Regions from separate parts of the Homo sapiens genome. Here region 2 is linked to region 1. Evidence: chromatin loops called from intact Hi-C (ENCODE). Cell type or tissue: gastrocnemius medialis. All regions are shown on one strand. Each heading gives the region's core, and the rest is flanking DNA. Links, peaks and the distances in the headings are about the cores only.

What was found. Peaks named below come from ENCODE experiments on the same cell type or tissue, not always from the same donor. Only the 100,000 strongest peaks of a DNase experiment are listed, where the experiment ranks them.
Region 2: a loop joins it to region 1, with 16 times the contacts of the local background. A loop is called at or near these places in 1 of 110 quality-filtered maps.

The regions. Positions count from the first base shown.
Region 1 is chr9:15,914,175-15,922,174 of GRCh38, forward strand. It overlaps CCDC171 (coiled-coil domain containing 171), which reads left to right. Exons shown (of 26, transcript NM_173550.4): 25 at 6,096-6,248. Among named protein-coding and RNA genes, the nearest start is that of LINC03041, 360 kb to the right of the region's middle. In gastrocnemius medialis, for the core only: no CTCF peak of the experiment used is centred there; no DNase peak of the experiment used is centred there.
Region 2 is chr9:16,885,747-16,902,202 of GRCh38, forward strand. No RefSeq gene overlaps it. Among named protein-coding and RNA genes, the nearest start is that of BNC2, 23 kb to the left of the region's middle. In gastrocnemius medialis, for the core only: no CTCF peak of the experiment used is centred there; a DNase peak (open chromatin) is centred at 8,525.

The DNA.
Region 1 (8,000 bases), core at 1-8,000:
CTGGGAGATCTGCTGCTCTCTTCAGAGCTGACAGGCAGGAACGTTTAAGTCTGCTGAAGCTGTGCCCACAGCTGCCCCCCTTCCCCCAGGTACTCTGTCCCAGGGAGATGGGAGTTTTATCTATAAGCCCCTCACTGGGGCTGCTGCCTTTCTTTCAGAGATTCCCTGCCCAGAGAGGAGGAGTCAAGAGAGGCAGTCTGGCTACAGTGGCTTTGCTGAACTGCAGTGGGCTCTGTCCAGTCAGAACTTCCTGGAGGCTTTGTTTAAACTGTGAGGGGAAAACCGCCTTCTCAAGCCTCAGTAATGGTGGACATGTCTCCCCACACCAAGCTTGAGCATCCCAGGTTGACTTCGGACTGCTGTGCTGGCAGCGAGAATTTCAAGCCAGTGGATCTTAGCTTGCTGGGTTCCATGGGGGCGGTCTCTTCTGAGCAAGACCACTTGGCTCCCTGGCTTCAGGCCCCTTTCCAGGGGAGTGAACAGTTCTGTCTTGCTAGTGTTCCAGGTGACAATGGGGTATGAAAAAAAAACTCCTGCAGATAGCTTGATGTCTGCTCAAATGGCCACCCAGTTTTGTGCTTGAAACTCAGGGCCCTTGTGATGTAGGTACCCAAGGGAATCTCCTGGTCTGGGTTGTGAAGACTGTGGGAAAAGCGTAGTATCTGTGCCGGATAGCACCATCCCTCACGTCAGGGTCCCTCATGGCTTCCCTTGGTTTGGAGAGGGAGTTCCCTGACCCCTTGTGCTTCCCGGGTGAGGTGATGCCCCACTCTGCTTCTGCTCACCCTCTGTGGGCTGTACCCACTGTCTAACCGGCCCCAGTGAGTTGAACCGGGTACCTCAGTTGGAAATGCAGAAGTAACCCACCTTCTGCATTGGTCTTGCTGGGAGCTGCAGACTGGAGCTGTTCCTATTCAGACATCTTGCCAGGAATCCTCTATTTTTGTTTTATATGAATTTTAGGATTGTTTTTTCTAACTCTTTGAAAAATGACATTGGTAATTTGATAGAGATTGCATTGGATCTATAGATTGCTTTGGGCAATATGGTCATTTTAACGATATTAATCCTTCCAATTCATGATCATTGGATATTTTTCCAATTGTTTGTGTTATCTACAATTTCTTTCATCAGTGTTTTGTAGTTCTACTTATAGATCTTTCCGTCTTTGGTTAAATATATTCCTAGTGTTTTTTTTTATAGCTATTGGGAATTGGATAGCTTTCTTGATTTTGTCCTCAGATAGATTATTATGGGTGTATGGAAATGCTGCTGATTTGTGTACATTAATTTTGCATCCTGAAACTTTACTGAATTTATCAAATCTAAGTGTTTTTTGGTGGGTTCTTTAGGATTTTCTGGATAGAAGAATATATCATCAGCGAGCAGGGATAATTTGACTTCCTGTTTGCCAATTATGATACCTGTTATTTTTTTCCTCTTGCCTGATTGCTTTGTCAAGGACTTCAGTACTGTGTGGAATAAAAGTGGCAAAAAGTGGACGTCCTTTTCTTGTTCCAGTTCTTAGAATGCTTTCAACTTTTCTTCATTAAGTATAATGTTGGCTGTTGGTTTGTCATATAGGCCCTTTACTATGTTGAGGCCTCTCCCTTCTCTGCCTAGTTCTTTGAGGATTTTTATCATGATGGTATACTGAATTTTACCAAATGCCTTCTCTGCATCTATTGAGATGATCTTATGGTTTTTGTCCTTAATTCTGTTTATGTGATATATCATGTTTGTTGATTTACATATATTGAACCATCCTTGCATTCCTGCAGTAAATCTCACCTGGTTATAGTGTATTATCTTTTTGATGTGCTGTTGGATTCTATTTGCTAGTATTTTGTTGAGCATAACCATGTTATCATTGTGAGATCTTCTTCCTTAGGAATGACATAATAAATAGTAACTTTTATTATCAAAGAGAAATAAATATTTAAATATTTTATATTTAAAATATTCACATTATGTCTAATAATTTACACCTCTCAGAAATATTGAATCTTTCTTTTATGAGCTTAAATAGTAATTTTCCTATTTGATATCATTATTACAGGTAACATTTACCTGAGCCTTTATTATATGCCAGGTAGTTTAAGCTCATTTCATGTATTAATACTCATTTAATTTCTATAAAATGTTATAAGGTATGAATTTTTATCCTGATTTTGTGAGAATGTATTACATTTCACATATTTAGTATATTTGGCATATGTGTTTTACACAATATATTTACGTAAGATATAGAAATGAAGTATGTATATAATTATATGAATTAAAGTCGAAGTGATAGAGTTTTTTGCTTTCCAATTACTCAAAAATGTAGATAAAATATTTGATATTTTGGCATGTAGGCTTTATGATATTTTTCACTATTTTCTTCTTCTCTTAATATCAGTCCCCCAACTATCCCATTGTTCCTGATGTTCAAATTTGAAGTCAGTCTAAACTACTTAATAATATGTACATAACAAATTATATAAATGGTCTTCTAGTCTTCAAGTGACATGCAACTGTTTGTATCTTATAACTTTTTATATTCTAATGCACGTACACTTTTAAAAAATGGATAGATGTGGAATTTTATGTTTGAATTCCCTCGTCTTATTACTGTCAATTATAAACACTATAGATTATCCCTTAAACAAAGGCTATTCTTGTTCAGAAACTGTCTTTTGTTCTTCATATACTAACCGAGTCTCACTGAGATACAGATCTCACTGCATGGTATAGTCAAAATAAGCCCCTGGGGCCAAGGATGACAACAGGATAAGTTCTCAAATCCTGGACTTGCTGTATATAATATCATGCTGTTTTGTCATTGTTTCCTAATGTAAAATAATGTGATCTTTTAATAAGGGAACAGGATATGTCGTAGAGGGTTAGACAGTCAGACTGTCATTTCCATTTCTTCTGCCAACTTGACACCTTTCTTTTGTATTAAGGAGTTGAATTTTTCATTGGTATGCTTTACTGTATAGTTTGAATCACTTATTAATACTGGAAGTTAACATTCTTTATTCTTCAAAGGATATGTGGCTTCTTTGAATAATTGCCATTTCAGTGATACTCCTCATACCTTCCAGTTTTGAAGGAGACTTTTGTTTAGAAGAGCATAGTATATTTTATACATATTAGTAACATGAAACCTGCTTTCTGTATTGATCATTGTACCTTGCTGCTCTGAAAAAGTATCATATGCACTATTATACAAATTTTATTTTGTCTCTCAAAATACTACTTTAAGAGAGTTGGAATGTTTAAGATTTGAAATCCTAAGAAAAATTGGATTATTATATTCTTTTTAGTGTTATAAAGAAGTAGTATGTGGTTTATATTAATATTTCGCTGAATATTAGAATTTAGTTATTAAAAGTAGATCAAGGAAGAGTTATCCACTATATAAAATTTCTGACATTACTTCTCAAAAAATTTATTTTTAAAGGGAGATTTGAAGGAATATCATTTATATTATTTATTCCTTTTAGAATGTCATAAAGATGAAATTCATAAAATGTGTTTCTCCAAGGTTAGAAAATGGGATAACTTTTAAAATGTGGAACTTTTAATCCTAAAATATTAAAGGTCAATTCTCTTGTGACTTACAGTGAAATAATAATCCAGGAGCCTATTACTGATGGAAGGGAACTTTCTTACCATTCAATAAGCATTTATGCATGTTTCAGCCTTTTATACATTTTAGGTCCTTAGACAATAAAAGTATATATCTAAGAACCACATATTTCAGATTGTCTCATTTAGATTTTAGTGGAGAATTTAAAAATAGAACAATAGTAATAATACTACAATGAAATTCAATAGTTTACCATTTTTAGAGTGCTTTCTTATATTAAATGCAACATAGGTGAAGGGTTAAGAGAGTGAGTTTGCTTGAGAAATACTTGGATTTGTATCCTGACCATTGTACAACTAATTGTAAACTTGGACTAGTTATTTAATCCCTCCAAGCTCCTGTGTTTTGCTCTGAAAAACTAGATTAAAAAAAGTATCTACTCCATATGGTTACTGTAAAGATAAATGAAATTAAGCATGTAATATGCTACATGGTCCCTGCACTTCAGTAAATCCCTAGTAAACATTAGCTATTTTAATTTTCTGAGCCTTACAACAGTTTTGGAAGTAGACAAGAAAACGACTCTTTTTCCCATTTTATAGAGGGAGGAGATGGAGGCTCAGAGGGATTATGTGGCATTTCCCAACAACATAGAGTTGAATCAAAGTAAGACTCAGAAAAAAAAAAAAAACCAGGACTTGTGATTTCTGGTCTACTATCTCAATGGAGAAGATACATGAATTTATAAGAATTGAGAGAGACTTGACATAGGAAAAAACAGATGTAATTCAAGTTTCTGATTTTCACATACTTTTGAGATGCAGAGATATAGTTTGTATTAGTATTAGCTATAAACTTGCCTTGAAATGATTCAAAGGAAGATAGGTTAGGATATGTCAGATATTCCCAGGTAAGAAGTCATATAATGCTTATGTAGTGTTGGTTAATAAATTAACATTTGTGTACTTCACCCTTTTATGCCTAGCCTATAGTTATGCTTCTGCTTTTTTTCAACTTGAACAGAGTATTATTAATAATTTATTCATTAGATTAGGTGTTAAGATTATACTTTCCCAAACATCATCACCCTTTCGTAGAAGGCATTTTATAACAATATATGGTTTCAACTTATGGTTTTTATCTTTTCTAATTTTTCATCCATTCATTCTTCAAAGCAGTCATTAATTCAAGCAGTCATTCAAACAAGTACTCACTATCCCTGAAGCTCCAAATATGTATAGGCAGAGTATCTTGCCTTAAGTAGCTTCTCAGTCTAGTAAAGAAGATAAACATGTAAACTAATAAATTTCTACTAAAGCAATAATATGCAACAGTAGAAGCAGGCATGAAGGATCCACAGAAAACCAGGATAGAAGTTAACACTGCCTTTTTTGGGCTCACAAGAGGATTCTTGAAAAAGATCTGAGCTGGTTTTTTGAGGGCAAATAAGAATTTATTAGGCCAAAAGGTCTGAATTTTCTTACTCTTACCTGCAAGTAACTAACTTACCTCTGTTTTGCATACATTTACTATATTGTTTCTTACTCTGTCTTTGTTCACTAAATTATTTTTCACATGCATTCACAACTGCTCAAATACATAATTTCTCAAAGCTTTCCTAATTTACAACCTTAAGATAGAATGTAATTTGCAAATTCTCAGACTGTCTACCTTTATACTAAGTTGTGGCTGTTGTAGGAACATTTTTCTTGTAAACAATATAGTATTATTTTTGAAAATGTCTTTGAAATATGGGATTTATTTTGCTATATTTGAGTTATTTTGAAAGTCTCCTTTAAAAAGGCATAATAGTATCCTGGACTTAAAATTTATTACAAATTGCTTTAGAAGAAAAATTCTATAAAATATGATTAAACTGTGATACAATAATTCCCTAAATATGGTACTGTTTAGAGGAGATAATAGGTTACCAGAACTTGCTTATGTTAATTGTTTTATTATGTATAGTCCAATGTAAGGGCATTTCTGTGTTACATGAATCAACATAATTATACTTTTCTTACAAAATAAGAATCACATTTACTCTTAAAAATCACAAGATTATTTTAGCTCCTTTTGTTTCAAAACATTTGTTTTTTAGGTGGTTTAAAAATTTTACTAACTCAGCTTATTTTGAAATACCTTGTTTGTATACCCATTAAGATTGCACCTCTCTTAAGATGGAAATTTAGGTCAAATTACAACTTGAATTTAACTTTACTACAGAAAATAACTGTGCCATCTTTTAAAACCGCATTCTAAATTTTAAGCACAATAGATCAAAGTACATCTTATTTAAATAAATACTCTGGAATGAAGTCTCAATTATTTTCTCACAAACTTTCTTAAAATAGTCACTGTTCTCAATATAAAATGTTAGGTTTAGCTTTATTATTTTAAAGAAAGATGAAAAGTTGTTTATTTTAAAATTTTAATGGTTTTGCTTTCAAATTATGGAAATTCTCCTTTGGGGACATATTTATTTGAATTATATGTGACATTATTTTTATTTCTTAAGGCTATGATTAAAAGTTTCATGGATGTCTACCAGCTTGCAAGCACTAGAATCATGACATTAGAGAAGGAAATGACATCTCATCGAAGTCACATTGCAGCCTTGAAATCAGAACTTCACACAGCTTGTTTACGTGAAAATGCAAGTTTACAATCAGTAAGTCCTTGTCTAACAATATTTTTATAACTTTTTGAATCTTGGGTTACATTTACATTTATGTTTTTAATGTTCATAAGATCATTTGCCAATATATATAATTTAGGGTAAATGATCAATCAAGTGACATAAAATTATTTGTGTGGAGAAAAATTTGAAAGAAGAAAAGCAATTAATTTTTTCATTGTATTATGTATAAAGATATGCATATTGTTATCAATGCTAAAACACTACATCAAGATTCCTTTGTGTTTGGCAGTGCAGCTGACAGTTGAATTTGGCAGTATGCATAGTTAAAGCTTGCAACTGTCTGAAGATTCAGTGTGTCCCATTAAGACAGAATATTATTAATTATGCGTATAACCAAAATGGTAATTAGAACATGTGATTATTCTCTGTAGAAATCTAGACTTATCCATAATACATGCCTAGCTAAAGATGCATGTTGTGATTCATCTATATGATTAAAATTCAGTTTCAGCAGCTATTTTCATGTCTTAAAATTTCAGCCCATGATGAAGTTTGGGCTCACTTAACACTAAAAAAAAAAAAATTTCTCTACTTGAAATATATTTTTGGGGAGTTTTAAAAAATGAATGTATTGTGACATAAAGGAATAAGTAAACATTTAAACTTTCCCTCAAAAGGCTGATATGTCAACAGTAGATTCAGAAGGTTACCAATAATTGGAATGTCTTTTTAATTTTTTTTGGTTTGATTACAGTGACTTATAAAGAAAAACAGTATCATTTTGCTATTCCGCTGTTGACCCGCTTCAAATGCTACATTCAACAGAAAAAGAGTTAGCATTAAAACAAATAGATGCATGGCTGTGGTCTGATTCCTCACCTTCTAGTCTTGGCTCAAGTGCCAGCGTCCAAATAAATCCTTTGTAACCAGGGTATTCAAAATCACAACCATCAACTCTCCCTGCCCCCTGAAAAACTGTCTCTCTTTTGCCCCATATTTCCTGTCTACCTTCCACCTTTCTTATTTTTTTCCCCTCTAGCAGTTATCGTCAAACTGACATATGGTGCATTTTATTTATTTGCTTATTGTTTGTTTGCTCCTTCCTCAGTAGAATGTAGGTTCCATAAAGAAAGGCAGTTTTCAGTGTTTGCTTCATTGCTGTTAAGACTTTCCAGTTCTAAGAGCAGTCTGGCTTATAGTAGGTGCTCAATAAATATTTATTGAGTGAAAAGTACGAGTAATCTATCCAATAAATGTAAAAAGACAGTTATTTGGGACCAGAGTTGTGAGTTCAGTTTTTAAAATGACTTTGTTAATTTCTTAATGAGAGATTAGTAAATTTGACCTCCACCAAGAGAAATTAAAATGAAGAGGAAACTTTTTAAAATTTTGGAGTATTTGGAATTTATTCTAGCCTTTTTCATATTTCTTCTTGCTATCTCTGATTTGATTGGTTAATTTTACATTATACTGTTTAAGTTGTATCAGCTTTGTTGGGTCATACTATTACTACTTTTTACTGTTATTTAATATGAAAACAATTACTTGTATTTTAAGAAGACCAAACTTGGTAAGGTGAGATTGTTTCTCCGTGGGTTCCAAAAATTTTTACCAATTGTTACGCTACTGATATCTTAATGAAAGTGTGTTTAATATACTTCACAATCATACCAAAACTCTACTTTTCAACACTTTTTCCCCTTTGAACATATCTACAGGATACATTCATCATTTCATTTAGAAGAGATGGTTCACCCTGTAGTGATTCTTCATCTATAGAAT
Region 2 (16,456 bases), core at 4,749-12,748, 980 kb after region 1:
AAGTAGAGATCAATGCATTAATGAAAATAAAATAGGATGTTGTAATCCAGAGTGAGCAGGGGTGAGGCGTTGGTGTCAGATAACCGTGAAGTAAAACGTTACAATATTAGAAAGTCAAAGAAAGCTTCTCTGAGGTGATATGCTGCTGGGATTAGAATCATGATCAGCCTTGTAAAGATCAGCGGGAAGCTCCTCCTAGGCACAGAAAACAATATCTGCAAAGGCCCTGAGGTGAAAAAGAAGTGAGAAAGGAATTTAAAGGTTAGTGTGATAAGTGTGTCCCAAGAGAAGGGGAAGAGGGGGAGGTGTTAGAGAACTTGTGTGTTCAACCGAAACATGATGAAAACAGGGAAAGCCCCCAAGATACCTGTCATTCCCGATGATGTCAGATTCAGCAACCAGAGAGTCCACTGTGGGATAGGGGTAACACTGGAACCTTGATTATATGGTGGGAATCCTCAGTGATTTTCCCTCTTCCAAGATATATTTGGAGGCCAGAATTTCCAGTCTTTGCTAATTCTGATACCCAGTTCTACAGTTTTATCGCTACCACCACCACATACATTTCGTCATTGGTATCATTTTAAATTTTAGCATTTCCTAGGAATTCATGTGATGATGTCTTTTTTTTTTTTTTTTTTTTTTTTTTGAGACAGAGTCTCGCTCTGTTGCCCAGGCAGGAGTGTGGTGGCGCGATCTTGGCTCACTGCAAACTCTGCCTCCCAGGTTCACGCCATTCTCCTGCCTCAGCCTCCTGAGTAGCTAGGACTACAGGCGTCCGCCAGCATGCCCAGCCAATTTTTTTTTATATTTTTAGTAGGGACGGGGTTTCACCGTGTTAGCCAGGATGGTCTCGATCTCCTGACCTTGTGATCCACCCGTTTCGGCCTCCCAAAATGTTGGGATTACAGGCGTGAGCCACCGCGCCTGGCCGATGATGTCTTGTTTAAAACTTGATATTGTCTTATCATTTTGTGTGTGTTACACTCAGAGTAAGAGATGGACATGCAGGACTATATATTTCCCATAAATGCAAAGTGGCTTGACATTTAAAATAAGTATCCTCAAACCCTGTTAAGTATTTACTAACCACATATTTTTCTAAACCATATTTTAAAATGCTCACTCGAACTTCCAGGACATCATTGGCCCTTACCCTGACTCTCCAAATGACTCTCTGGAAGTCTCTCCTTGTGCCTTCATCCTTTCAGAGCTAATGGGTATCCCCTTCAAGGAACGTTGTGTGGCCTCATCAGCAAAAAGGCGACATACCTGTGGTTTGGTACAGGGTGAACTGAGCCAGGAATCTGGGGAGCAATCCTTTATTCCCATCATTGCCAGTCACTCTGGGATCTTAAGCTAATCAAATCCTCCCTGCGCTTTAATTTATACCCGTGCAAAATGGAAAACACAGTACTGTAACGGTGCTCTGAACACGCACAGACAAATCAGATGGAAACAAAACATTTAGGGTATTTGATTTGCTTCGAATTCGAAGACATGACCTGGAAACATCCTGTCACAGAGACTAGGAATTCTTAAGGGAGCCTAACATCAAATAGGATGGAGAGAATTTTGGTTCTAGTTTATTTTGGATATGGGCATGTAGATCTGGCCATTGTCTCTTCCTTTGGAGGGCTATGATGAAAAGAATATTGAAAAAGAGCTAACCAGAGGCTAAATTGCAAGAATTTCCCATGCAGAAAGGCTTAACATTCACCTATTCATGCCCATAAAAGCACATTAAAATATAAGAGAATCTGATGTTGCTTAAACTCTCTTTTAACTAGCTTGGCTCCAGAATGGAAGATTCTATTTCAAGAAAGTCTATCAAATTCTGACTTTAAATAGGCCATTGTTCTCCCCATAAGGGGCAATGATAATGTGATTGTTTACAAAGTATTGGGAAGATAAGCATAGTAAGGTAGGGTAAGAGAAGACCCATCAACAAAACCCAAATAAAGACTTGTGGCAAGTCTAAGGAAATGAGACTGTTCTTCTGGTGGGAAGAATAAGTAGGAAGTGGTATTTGAGATGGGCTTAGAGGGCCTAGATTACAGGTAGAAAACATGCATGTGCAAAGAAAGAACATGCATGAAGCAAGGAATATTTGTCTGGGATGAAGGAAAGACAAATAGTATGTGGTAAGAGCAGTCGTTCCCAAATCTGGCTGCGAGACAGAATTAACTGGGGAGATTTAATAAAAACACAGCTTTCTGGTCTCCTTCGCAGACCCTATAAATGAGAATTTTCAAAGAGATCTCAATTATGTCTCGTCTTTTTTTTTTTTTTTTAAGAAAATAATTTCAGCCAGGCGCGGTGGGTCACACCTGTAATCCCAGCACTTAATCCCAGCACTTTGGGAGGCCGAGGCGGGCGGATCACGCGGTCAAGAGACCGAGATCATCCTGGCTAACACGGTGAAACCCCGTCTCTACTAAAAATACAAAAAAATTAGCCGGGCGTGGTGGCGGGCGCCTGCAGCCCCAGCTACTCGGGAGACTGAAAACAGCAGAATGGCGTGAACCCGGGAGGCGGAGCTTGCAGTGAGCCGAGATTGCGCCACTGCACTCCAGCCTGGGCGACAGAGCGAGACTCAGTCTCAAAAAACAAAAAGAAAAAAAGAAACTAATTTCAGTTCTCCAAGTGATTCTAATGTGCAGTCAGGCTTGGGTATCACTGGAGTAGGTCCTACAGGGCTCTGAAGAAACTTGCCATATTTGGCCATGATGTAGAAGCACGTTTTCCAAACTTTAGGTTTGAAAACCAATTTAGTGAGCCCCATCACATATTTTTTGTTTTAATTTTAAAATATCAGAATGCAGCCAGGTATGGTAGCAGGCACCTGTAGTCCCAGCTACTTGGGAGGCTGAGGCAGGAAGATCACTTGAGCCCAGGAGTTCAAATCCACCTTGAGCAACACAGTGGGACCTTGCCTCTAAAATATAATACATATATATAATATGTTTTTTATTATGTATAGTAAATATATCGATATATTAACGTATTGATATATATTAAATACACTAATTAATACATTATATATTACATGTTATATTACTATATTAAATATGTTATATTAATACATTATATGTTAAATATGTTATATTAATATATATAGCAGAATGCATTTTATGTAGTAATGGTAGGAACTTTTTTTTTTTTTTTTGAGATGGAGTCTTTCTCTGTCGCCCAGGCTGGAGTGCAATGGTGCAATCTCAGCTCACTGCAACCTCTGCCTCCCAGGTTCAAGCCATTCTTTTGCCTTAGCCTCCCAAGTAGCTGGGACTACAGGCATGCGCCACCATGCCCGGCTAATTTTTGTATTTTTAGTAGAAACAGGGTTTCATCGTGTTGGCCAGGCTGGGCTCGAACTCTTGACCTCAAGTGATCTGCCCGCCTCGGCCTCCTGAAGTGCTGGGATTACAGGCTTGAGCCACTGTGCCCGGCCATGGTAGGAACTTTCTGTGAAGGATTTGTTTCTATTGTTTGGGCGTGTGTTTATATATATGTTTGTGTTCTGAGTCACAATATAAAATTAACATTTTACTGATTTTTTGTGTCAGAAAAAGATAGTATCTTAGTCTGTTTTCTGCTGCTTAACAGAATACCACAGACTGGATAATTTATAGAGAAAAGAGATTTATTTGGCTCATGGTTCTAGAGGCTGGGAACCCAAGACCATGGCACTGGCATCTGGCCAGGGTCACCCTGTGGTTGAAGGACAGAAGGCAGAAGTGAGCATGCAAGACAAAGAAAAGGGGTCCGAACTCCTGAGATAAATAACCCACTCCTATGATAATGGCAGAGCCCTTATGACTCAGTAACCTCTCAAAGCCCTGCCTCTCAACACCACCACAACAGCAACCAAGTTTCCAACACTGGAACTTTTGGGGGATGCATTGAAACCATAGCATATGGGAAGATCCTGAATTATAGAAAACGATTGTATTTATTTAAGTTGGCAATGGGGAGCTTTTGAAGGTTTTGAGGTAGGGGGTGACATGATCAGATTTACACTGTTAAAAATTATTCAGGCAGCAATGTATACAGTAGTTTAAAATGAAGAAAAATAAAAATGAAGAGTTAATGAAAACCTATATTCATTACCAATTTTGAAGCAGCAGACTAATTAAAATATACTTAAATCCTAAAATTATTCGTAGTTACCATCATTAACATTTTTCTCTGTCAGGCTGGAGGGCTCATCAGGATTCAGCAGGCCTTCCCATTATTATGAACATCCATTATTACTGAGCTTCTATCAGCTCACAGGTTGTGATTAAGTGATATACCTCATTGTATGAATCCTAGAGGGGAAAAATAAGAGGAAATAACTAGAGATGTTTCATAGGCAATGCAAAAAGTGGGTTTTGATCCAGAGTAATCATTAAATTGTGGACAATGTCTTAGTTCATTCATGCTGTTGTAACAAAATACCACAGACTGGGTAATTAATAAAGAACAGAATTTTTTTTTTTTTTTTTTGAGACAGAGTTTTGCTCTTGTTGCCCAGGCTGGAGTGCAATGGGACGATCTCGGCTCACTGCAACCTCTGCCTCCTGGGTTCAAGCAATTCTCTTTCCTCCCTCTGCCTCCCTCAGTAGCTGAGATTACAGGCACCCGCCACTATGCCCAGCTAATTTTTTTGTATTTTAGTAGAGACTGGGTTTCACCATGTTGGTCAGGCTGGTCTTGAACTCCTGACCTCAGGTGATCCACCCACCTCAGCCTTCCAAAATGTTGGGATTACAGGCGTAAGCCACTGTGCCCGGCATAGAAATGCATTTCTTATAGTTCTGGATGCTGGAAAGTCCAAGATCAAGGTGCCAGCATCTGGTGCCTGGTAAGGGAGAACCCACTCCCTCAAGCCCGTTTATAAGGACACTAATCCCATTTTGAAGGCTCCACCCTTGTGACTTAATCACCTCCTAAAGGCCTATTTATTTATTTATTTATTTATTTATTTATTTTTGAGATGGAGTCTTGCTCTGTCTTCCAGGCTGGAATGCAGTGGCATGATCTCAGCTCACTGCAACCTCTGCCTCCCAAGTTCAAGTGATTCTTCTGCCTCAGCCCCCTGAGTAGCTGGAACTACCGGTGTTCACCACCACACGTGGCTAATTTTTGTATTTTTAGTAGGGACAACGTTTCGCCATGTTGGCCAGGCTGGTCTCAAACTTCTGACCTCAGGTAATTTGGCTGCCTTGCCTCCCGAAGTGCTGGGATTACAGGTGTGAGCCACCACGCCTGGCCAAGGGCTCTCCTTTTAATACTATTACATTGGCCATTAAGTTTCAACCACATGAATTTTGGGAGATACTTTTAGAACGTAACAGACAGTGAAAATACATGAACAGACATTTTTCCCAAAAGATATACAATTGATCAGTGAGCAGAGGAACATCATTAGACATCAGGGAAATCTAGATTAAAAACTACACGGAAAACATGCTACAACATGGATGAACCCTGAGGACGTTATGCTAAATGAAATAAGCCAGTCACGAAAGGACAAATACTGTATGATTCCACTGATAAGGAGGTACCTAGAGTTTTCAAACTCATAGAGACAGAAAGTAGAATAATTGTTGCCAGGGCCTGGGGTCAGAAGGAAGGAGAGTTATTTACTTTTTTTTTTTTTTGAGATGGAGTTTTGCTCTTATTGCCCAGGCTGGAGTGCAATGGCATGATCTTGACTCACCACAGCCTCCCGGGTTCAAGCGATTCTCCTGCTACAGCCTCCCGAGTAGCTGGGATTACAGGCAGGCGACACCACGCCTGGCTAATTTTTTGTATTTTTAGTAGAGACGGGGTTTCTCCATGTTGGTCAGGCTGGTCTCGAACTCCCGACCTCAGTTGATCCACCCGCCTGGACTTCCCTAAGTGCTGGGATTCCAGGCGTGAGCCACCACGCCTGGCGAGAATTATTATTTAATAGGTACAGCGTTTCAATTTTCACAATATGAAGAGTTCCGTGGGTGAATAGTTGTGAAAGGAGCACAACAGTGTGAAAAGAACTTATTGCCACTAAACTGTATACTTAAAATGGCATAGATGGTGAATTTCGTATTATGTATATTTTACATAATAGAAGACAATATTGATGTTAGGGTATATGCCTTAAACTGGCAGTTTAAGGCCCCAGACCTGATTTTGACCCTTACCTGCTGCATGACACTAGGCAAGTTATATAGGACATTTGAGCCGCTAGGTCATCACCAGGGAAATTACTGTAATAAAACTTAACCCACTATTGTATAAACCCAGAGTATGTTACAGGGTTTTTTCTACTTTAAGGCATTGTAGAAAAGCAACTTGTAATAACAGATACTAACGTAAATAACAGCCATTTGATAATACCTGATGAAGGGTGTGAGGAACAGGCATACTCACACATTACTGTTATAAGTGTAAATTGGTTTAGCAGCTAGAGAAATCCATTTGGCAATATTTTTCAAAATTGGAAATGCATATATCCTTTGAGCTTCTAGGAAATTCCAGATACACTTCCACTTGAGGAAAGCGACATAGTAATCCACTGTAGCTTTGTTTAAATAGCAAAAGACAGAAAAACAATCTAAGCGTCCATTCAATAGGATACTGAATAAATAAGTGATGGCACATGGAATACCACGGAATACTATGCAGCTCTAAAAGAGAATGCAAATCTCTTTAGATATTGAATGGAGTAAGATATAATAAGGAAAAAAAGCAAGGTGAAAAACAGCATATGTAGTATGCTACCTTTTGTGTAAAAAAGGAGAGAAAGGGAATATCTCTATGTATTTGCACATATGTGGATAAAATATTTCTCGAACATAGAGGAAAATGATAACACTAATATTCAGAGAGGGAGATATGAGTGAGAGTGAGACCGTTTTTTCAGAGACAGAGTCTCATTCTGTTGCCCAGGCTGGAGTGCAATGGCATGACCATAGTTCACTGTAACCTCAAACTCCTGGGCTCAGATGATCCTCCCACCTTAGCCTCCTGAGAAACTAGGACTACAGGCATGTGTCATCATTCCCAGCTAATTTTTATTTATTTATTTATTTATTTATTTTTGTAAAGACAGTGTCTCGCATGTTGCACAGGCTGGTCTTGAACACCTGGGCTCAAGCCATCTGCCCACCTTGGCCTCCCAAGATTACAGGCCTCCCAAGATTACAGGCGTGAGCTACTGTGTCTGGCCTAACTTAAATTGACATATAGAAAAAGGACCCTGTGGCTGGGTGTGGTGGTTTACACCTGTAATCCCAGCACTTTGGAAGGCCGAGGCGAGTGGATCACCTGAGGTCAGGAGTTCAAGACCTGCCTGGCCAACATGGAGAAACCCCATCTCTACTAAAAAATACAAAAAATTAGCTGAGCATGGTGGCAGGCACCTGTAATTCCAGCTGCTCGGAAGGCTGAGGCAGGAGAATTGCTTGAACCCGGGAGGCAGAGGTTGTGGTGAGCAGAGATCACGCCATTGCACTCCAGCCTGGGCAACAAGAGTGAGACGCCGTCTCAAAAAGAAAAGAAAAGAAAAGAAAAAGGACCCTGTATAAACTTCAGGTATGAGAAGAGCTGGGTTTTGACCCAATATTGATCATCTGTAGCAATGAAATAGGAATTCTGAAATGCAAAAACAACCACTGTGAAGGACTAGTTTTTACATAGCAAGTGTAGTAGCTTGCAAAGCATGGAACAAAACCCACCTGTAAGGCCAGAGGAAAGTTTCCTCTCTGCCCTCTAAAGGTTCCTTGAAATAAAACTGACAATAGGCAGATTAATAGAGAAAAAGGCCTACAAATTTATGTAATGTGCATAAGCATGGGGAATCACAGGAGAACGATACCCAGTAACCAAATAGGTTCCAGATGCTTATGTACCCTTTTTCATAGAGGAAAGGGAGAAGGGGCAAATGTGGTTATTTTGAGGGGGTAGTAAATGATTTTCAGGTAGAATGAATGGGCCCAATGATCAGAGAATGGTTAGTATATAGTTACCTGGGAAATGAATGGGAGCTCAAAATAGACAAAGTTCCTCTTTGTTCCAGGTGTAGTGTTAAATCATCAGTCTGTTCCTCTCTGATATGAATTTTCATCTCTGGTTTGTGAAATTTCAGGGGGAGGATTAAAGGCAACTGTGTTATTCTTTGGCGGGTCTGTTTTTTTGTTAGATAAGGGAATTTCAGAGAACAGCCTCATCCTGTGCTTTGGAAGAGGCAGAGGATTGAGGGGTGATGTGGTGGGGTGGTCAGAGACACCTTAAGGCTGCGTCTTTAGTTCGACATGTCAAAATGCCGCATTTTGGGGTATCCTTTCCTGAGCCCCAACACATCCATCCTGGTATGTCCTCATCTTTGCCATGTGGCTTCTCTGCCACTTTCATCAAGAGGTGCAGTCTGTTTCTCCAATCCTGTGAATCTGGGTGGACCTTAAGTCTTGCTTTGATCAGTAGAATGTGGGAGACGTGATGTTAAGCAATTCCCGAGGCTTGACCTCAACGGGCCTTGCAGCTTCCTCTTTCACTCTCTTGGAGCATTGCCCTGAGAACATGTGAGGGGGCTGGTCTACCCTACCAGAGGATGAGAGGCCACTTAAAAAAGAAGCAAGATGGCCAGGCACGGTGGCTCACACCTGTAATCCCAGCACTTTGGGAGGCCGAGGTGGGCAGATCACAAGGTCAGGAGTTCAAGACCAGCCTGGCCAACATGGTGAAACCCCGTCTCTACTAAAAATACAAAAATTAGCCGGGTGTGGTGGTGCACGCCTGTAATCCCAGCTACTCGGGAGGCTGTAGCAGGAGAATTGCTTGAACCTGGGAGGCAAAGGTTGCAGTGAGCTGAGATCACCCCACTGCACTCCAGCTTGGGTGACAGAGCAAGACTCCATCTCGGGGGAAAATAAATAAATAAATAAATAAATAAATAAATAAAATAAGAAGCAAGATGCCCAGCCCACAGCCAACGCCAACTGCCATTCCTGTGAGTGAGGCTAGCCTCTCCAACCCAGCGACTCTCCCACTGGTCATCCTCTAAAACCAGTCAGTAAACAGCCCAGCCAACCCACGGAATTGTAGGAATTAATAAATTGTTGTTTTATGCCATTTCAGGGTTGCTTCTTGCCAGAACAGACTAACTCAATTAGTAAGGTACTTTTATTTTTATCTAGCACAAATTGTAACCTGAGCCAGGGTAGGTTCCTTGTTTGTTTTATGCCGTCACTGGTATCTCTACCACTGTGCCTATTACAGTCCACCACACATACTGTAGGCACTCAATAAATACTTGTTAACTAGTCCCAACACACATATTAGCCTTTGGGTATATTTATATTTCTAAATGTACTAATTTACTAATTTGCAAACTGCTGAAAATCAACGTAATTATCATCAACAATTTGCATCGCTCTCATATCACAAGTGAAACAATAGAACATGTAATTGGGATATTACTCCCTGGCTGCAGTGGATTATAACAACGGTCATGATAATGCCGGTAAGATTATACAGCAAGCTATCCCTCAAACGTAGGTTAATAAATGAACCAGTGGACTTCTGCAAGTGAAACCCTAAGACGATTTTTTAAATTGCCACTAAAATTGTACTGGGTAGGGTCGTAATAAACAGATCAATGAATCTTGGCAATGGACCACACATCCTTCTACTGATAAACTAATGATGGCTTGCAACTTGTTTACATAGCTGTCTCACTTAATACCAAGATCACAAAAACTGATCCAAGTTAACAACAATAAATATGCTGCTTGGGAAGGAAAGCAAAAGCAAATAAGGAAACAGGAAAATATTAGTATAAAATCAGTTATCTCCATGGTAAGGAGCTTCACAGACGCTAGTTCACTCATTCAAGCTATCACTACCACTTTGATGTCAAATCAGAAGACACTTGGCATGTCACCAAATGTGATTCCAGTAATGGACCACTAATGTGCTTGATCAGCAGAGGGTATGCTGCCACTAAAAACACACCAGTCTGAACTGCAAACTATGTATACATGTGTCTATTCCAAGAGGCTTTCAGATGTATTGCCTCTCATTATTATTCTCAGAATCTTCGGGAAACTAGGTACAAGATATTGGACAGGTCTGTGTGATCCAGGGAGTCAGTATTGGAGCAGAGACTAAAATGAGTCGTCCACATTCAGATTGTATACAGCAAGATGCTGCTAGTAAGAGAATTCTTACAGAGCACAGTTAGAGGTAAAGAAAGAGAATCAACTATCCCACATGGTTTTCCTTCATTTCAGGGGTACAGCCTCAGCCAACTCACCCATCCTAGAAGAAACTCATATATGGTGTGACTGGCATGTGGAGTACCGAGAACATTAATAAGAAATAAATTCATTTGTCATAAGCTGGTTACCTTGAGGATGCAAGTTCTCCAAGCTGGTTACCTTGAGGATACAGACACCTGTAATCCCAGCTACTTGGGAGGTTGAGGCAGCAGAATCACTTGAACCCAGAGGCAGAGGTTATAGTGAGCTGAGATCACGCCATTGCACTCTAGCCTGGGCGACAGAGCGAGACTCTGTGTCAAAAGAAAAGAAAAGAAAAAACTGGTCATCAGTCACCCCTCTGGGATGAACCAACTTTAAGGTGCAAGACTGGAATGAATTGAACCATAAAAACCCTTCAAGCCCCCTGTGTGAGGACCTCAAACTTGCAATAAAAAACCCAAGTGCTGGATCTGCTGCTTTTGTCTACAAACGGAGATGCCAACCAATAACTGAATGCTTCAGAGTCAGATTTCCGTAGACCAGTTTTCTTTTCTTTTCTTTTCTTTTTTTCCTAAGATGCACTCTTGCTCTGGTGCCCAGGCTGGAGTGCAGTGGTGCGATCTCAGCTTAGTGCAACCTCCACCTCCGGGTTCAAACGATTCTGCTGCCTCAGCCTCCTGAGTAGCTCGAATTACAGGCGCCTGCCACCACGCCTGGCTAATTTTTGTATTTTTAGTAGAGATGGGGTTTTGCCATGTTGGCCAGGCTGGTCTCGAACTCCTGACCTCAGGTGATCCCACCCTCCTCGGCCTCCCAAAGTGCTGGGATTATAGGCGTGAGCCACCACATCCAGCCCATAGGCCAGTTTTTAATTACCTGCCTTTACCTCACAACCTCTCCCTCCCCATTTCAGTCTCACCCTAGTGAAAGACGTTATACCCCCACACAGCTTCTGTTTCTTATCTCCTCTGGGAGAGCCGCAGGACACATGCTTGTAGAATAAATGTGGAAAGAAAGAGACACCTTAGCAAAGAAAAACTGGGAGTGGGTGAGAGAAGAAATTCTTTTTTTTTTTTTTTTTTTGAGACAGAGTCTCACTCTGTCACCCAGGTTGGAGTGTAGTGGCATGATCTCCGCTCACTGCAAGCTCTGCTTCCCAGGTTCAAGCGATTCTCCTGCCTCAGCCTCCCGAGTAGCTGGGACTACAGGCGCCCACCACCACACCCAGCTAATTTTTGTTTTTTGTTTGGTAGAGATGGGGTTTCACCATGTTAGCCAGGATGGTCTTGATCTCCTGACCTCGTGATCTGCCCATCTTGGTGCTGGGATTACAGGCGTGAGCCACTGCACCCGGCAGAAATTCTAAATGAAGAAAGCCATCCCTTTTCCTGGGGTCTCTTAAATTTCGTACGTTTTGAGTGTTAAGACATGAGAGGTGCTTTTGGGAACTCGGAGCTGCCTTTCACTCCAGAGAATATGATTTTCGAATTCTGTAATTTTAAAACTTTATAATTAAAAAGTAAATGCACTCTGGGTTTTAAAGTGAAAATCTCATAGAATTGGGTAATGTAGAACATAAGTCACTTTCATCCATACTACACCCCTTGGCTCCTGTTCATATCGTAGTGCAGTGCGTATTCCTGACTCTGGAGAATACCCAGAGGAAGGAATCTAGAACCTAACATGACTGGGGCTGGCTAGAAGCTTAGAGGAAGAAGGTGCAGGCTAACTGTATTAGTCCATTCTCCTGCTTCTAATAAAGACATACTGGAGACTGAGTAATTTACAAGGAAAGAAGTTTAATAAAGTCACCATTCCACATGGCTGGGGAGGCCTCACACTCCTGGTAAAAGATGAAGGAAGGGCAAAGGCATGTCTTACATGGTGGCAAGCAAGAGAGCTCATGCAGGGGAATTCCCATTTATAAAACCATCAGATCTTGTGAGACTTATTCACTACCATGAGAAAACTATGGGGAAAACCGCCCCCATGATTCAGTTATCTCCACCTGGCCCCACCCTTGACACATGAGGATTATTACAATTCAAGGTGAGATCTGGGTGGGACACAACCAAACCATATCAGTTTCCATGCCATTTATTTAACTTATTTATTTTATTTTAGTTTTTGAGACAGTCTCACTCTGTCGTGCATGCTGGAGTGCAGTGGCATGATCTCGGCTCACTGCAACCTCTGCCTCCCAGGTTCAAGCTATTCTCGTGCCTCAGCCTCCCAAGTAGCTGGGACTACACGCGTGCACCACTGCGTCCAGTCCCCCACGCCATTTAAATGTCTCTTCAGAATTCTGAACATCCTGCTTCAGAGTAGGGAAGCAGAAAAAGGTTCTGGATAAAAATCCTATTCAGTAATAGATACCTGGGATGGTGGTTGGCAAGCCCCTTGACGAAAGGAAATCCTCAACCACTTAAATGGATATTATCTTCATTAACTCTGACGCATGTGACAGTAACTGGAAAATATGCTTTCCTCTCTATCCAAAGTCCCTGCTGAAACCCTTATTTCTTCCATTCAGTTTTTGCATCCACTTACTGTTCATACCATTCATTTTAGCCTGCAGAGACACTAACCTGTTGCCTTACATACATTGACACTCAAATCTTTATCAGATGAATGGATGGCAAAAACCCTTCACTGGGTTCAGGAAATGTGGCTTAAAATGAAACTGATAAAAATATCAGACTCAGGGTTAGAAATCTTCAACAGTGCATTGAGTGCGTTAAATAGTGGAGCCTTACAGCAAGAGAGACTCACATTTGAAACATAAGTTACTTAATGATGCTTAGAGGAATTCACGTCTGCTTATTTTACTATAACAGGAAGATAAAATTATTCATTAAATGTCTTCTGAGAGGTTGTTGAGTATAGGGAACGTATCTTTTCTGCCCTGAGTCCCTCAGCACTGAGCATACTGCCTAGCACATAATTGGTACTCAATAAATGCCGGTTGAATTATTGAGTGACCAAAGAAAGACTCCATCGAAATGAATGCCTGGGAATAACTGAGAAATTCTTCAAATATTGTGTAGAATACAGCAATATCTCAAATTTCAGAGCTAAAATAGTTTCTGTAATGGTATAAATTTGGGAAGTATGGTCAGTATCTGAGAGAAAAAAATAAAGTAATTGTTATTTTAATTCTTATGTGGTAAAATATGTTCTTTAAAAAAGCTAGTAAATTTCCATTTTATGCTTGTGATAGAGCTTGAAGAAGAATAAAGATGAGTGATAAGAATGAGCTTTTGTTTTTTTAAACAAGTAGGCTGTTTAAAAATTAAGAGGTTTTTTTATTAGAGTGCTAGTTAAATTTTTTAAAATCTCCATTGTCTGCCCTTTTTATTTCAAGAGGAGGAATAACTAAGACCAAGAGATTTTAGCATGATTTGGGGTCATCATGTTCATCTTGAGCCCTTTTGGGGAAAACATCCACAAAATAAATTTGCAGTTCTCTGGCTTTTGACTCTTAAGCTACAAAGAAATAAAATTTAGAGACTAATATGTCTCTCAGAAAAGGTAATTTAATTATTTTCTTCTTATGCCTTTATATTTGTAAACTCTACTAGCATTATGGCATCAGTGGAACATTTTTATATGAAAACAATGGAAATGTTTCCTTATATTGACAAGTCGTTGTTCAGAATGAAAAGCAGTGTCTGTTCTCAATTTTCAAGTCTTGAAGTGTTGATAAACACAGGAATGCTTGAGCCAAGACCCATCCCTACCAGAGCCTATTTGTTTCACTGAGAGGAAACAAGATACACAAAAGGAAACATTAAAACCTTACACTACGAGTCAGCTATGAATAGAATCTAATAGTGGCTCCCTGTTGCCCTGGAAAGAGAGGTTGCCTAAACACAACCTGGGTTTAAATGCAGATTCTTCTATCCACCAGCTACATAACTTTCTCACAATTATGTGACCTCTGCAATGTGGAATCCTCCTCAGGAAAATGGCTTTAAGAACACTGGCTTCCTGAGGTTGAAATTATTAAATTTAACAAAGGAAAAGTATCTTTAAAAAAAAAAGAAGTAGCTAACACATATTGAGTGCTGTATGCTCTTGTATGATGCTGTGGACATTTCACTTACTGTTATAACATACATTTTCAGAGAAGGCATTGAGACTTAGAGAGGTTGACTATTGGTTTGAGGGCACACAGTGACCTGAGATCTGTCTGAATCCAGGACATATCTTTAACCACCACATTTTATGCCAACAGTTTCCCCTCTAGTAAGAGAAATAAGAATAACATAAATAATAATCTACCTTAAAATACAGCAAGTGCCATAAAAGAAGTCAAAAAGGGAAAATGGAAGAATGGAGAGATTATTTCCAGCTTGTGGATCTTTATGACAAAGCTCTTGATAAGAACTGAGTTTGGCCGGGTGCGCTGGCTCCCGCCTGTAATCCCAGCACTTTGGGAGGCCAAGGCAGGCGGACCACGAGGTCAGGAGATCGAGACCATCCTGGCTAACACGGTGAAACCCCGTCTCTACCAAAAATACAAAAAATTAGCCGGGCGAGGTGGCGGGCGCCTGGAGTCCCAGCTACTCGGGAGGCTGAGGCAGGAGAATGGCGCGAACCTGGGGGGCGGAGCTTGCAGTGAGCCGAGATCGCGCCACTGCACTCCAGCCCGGGCGACAGAGCGAGACTCCGTCTCAAAAAAAAGAGAAAGAAATAAAATAAAATAAAAAATAAAAGAGCTGAGTTCAAAGAAGGAAAACTGAAAGATGTGGTGGGTTTTTGGAGTCTGAAAAACGTACTTTATCTAAGTGGCAATCTGGGGAAAAGCCTACACATTGCCATTCCTAATGGCTCCTCATGACAATTTTTCATCCCTAATGGCATAAAAATCCAGTTTAAATCAGTGACTCAACTTCAAAACCTTGAATAAAGATTCTTAAGATATTCAAGATTTACTCTCCCAGCCGACTCCCCCAACATGCCGGGGAATTGGATACATTCTCAAGCAGCAGAGGCTTAGAATAGTAGTGACTTTTTTTTTTTTTTTTTGAGACAGATCTCGCTCTGTCGCCCAGGCTGGAGTGCAGTGGCGTGATCTCGGCTCACTGCAAGCTCCGCCTCCCACGTTCACGCCATTCTCCTGCCTCAGCCTCCCGAGTAGCTGGGAGTACAGGCACCCGCCACCATGCCCGGCTAATTTTTTGTATTTTTAGTAGAGATGAAGTTTCACTGTGTTAGCCAGGGTGGTCTCGATTTCCTGACCTCGTGATCTGCCCGCCTCTGCCTCCCAAAGTGCTGGGATTACAGGTGTGAGCCACCGTGCCCGGCCCGTGACTTTTTAAAGTAGTGATTTTTTTTTGGCCAGGCGCGGTGGCTCACACTTTGAGAGGCCAAGGCGGGTGGATCACGAGGTCGGGAGTTCGAGACCAGCCTGGCCAACACAGTGAAACTCCGTCTCTACTAAAAATAGAAAAATTAGGTGGGTATGGTGGCAGGCACCTGTAATCCCAGCTACTCAGGAGGCTGAGGCAGTAGAATCGCTTTAACCCGGGTAGCAGAGGTGGCAGTGAGCCAATATCACTGCACTGCATTCCAGCCTGGGTGACAGACCTAGACTCCATCTCAAAAAAAAAAAAAAAAAAGTAATTTTTTCTCACTTCTGACTCAGGAATACTCCAGGTTGACTCCTGGTTTCCGGGCCAGCCCAACAACCTGGCTGTATCTCCCTATTTCAATTTTTGGTCCTCTGACTCATTCCCTTAGCCCTTCTTTCTGCTACAAGTTTGGTTAATTCTGATAAAAGTAATAATGCCCAATACTGTACCCATATGTTAGCTTTTAAATTGTGGCCTTCCAAGTGAAGTTAGTAATGGGAAATGATTTGTCATCAAAGGCGTTGCATAATCTCACAAATGTATCATGTAGGCAGCTATTTGCCCCATAATCACATGACCAATCTTCATCACCAAAGACACAGATTCTACCCCCAAGCAATATAATTAATCTATACAACATTGGTTACTATTGTTTTGCTTCAAATAGGTTATGACAGATCCTGACATCTGTCCTTCTCAAAGGATAAACTCAGCATTCTCTAATCTCAAGAATGGAACCACTTTGACATGTACTTTTTACTCCATTACGCTATAAGCTCCCCGAGAGCAAGGACCCTATTTATTTATTTATTTATTTATTTATTTATTTTAATACTTTTTTATTATACTTTAAGTTCTAGGGTACATGTGCAC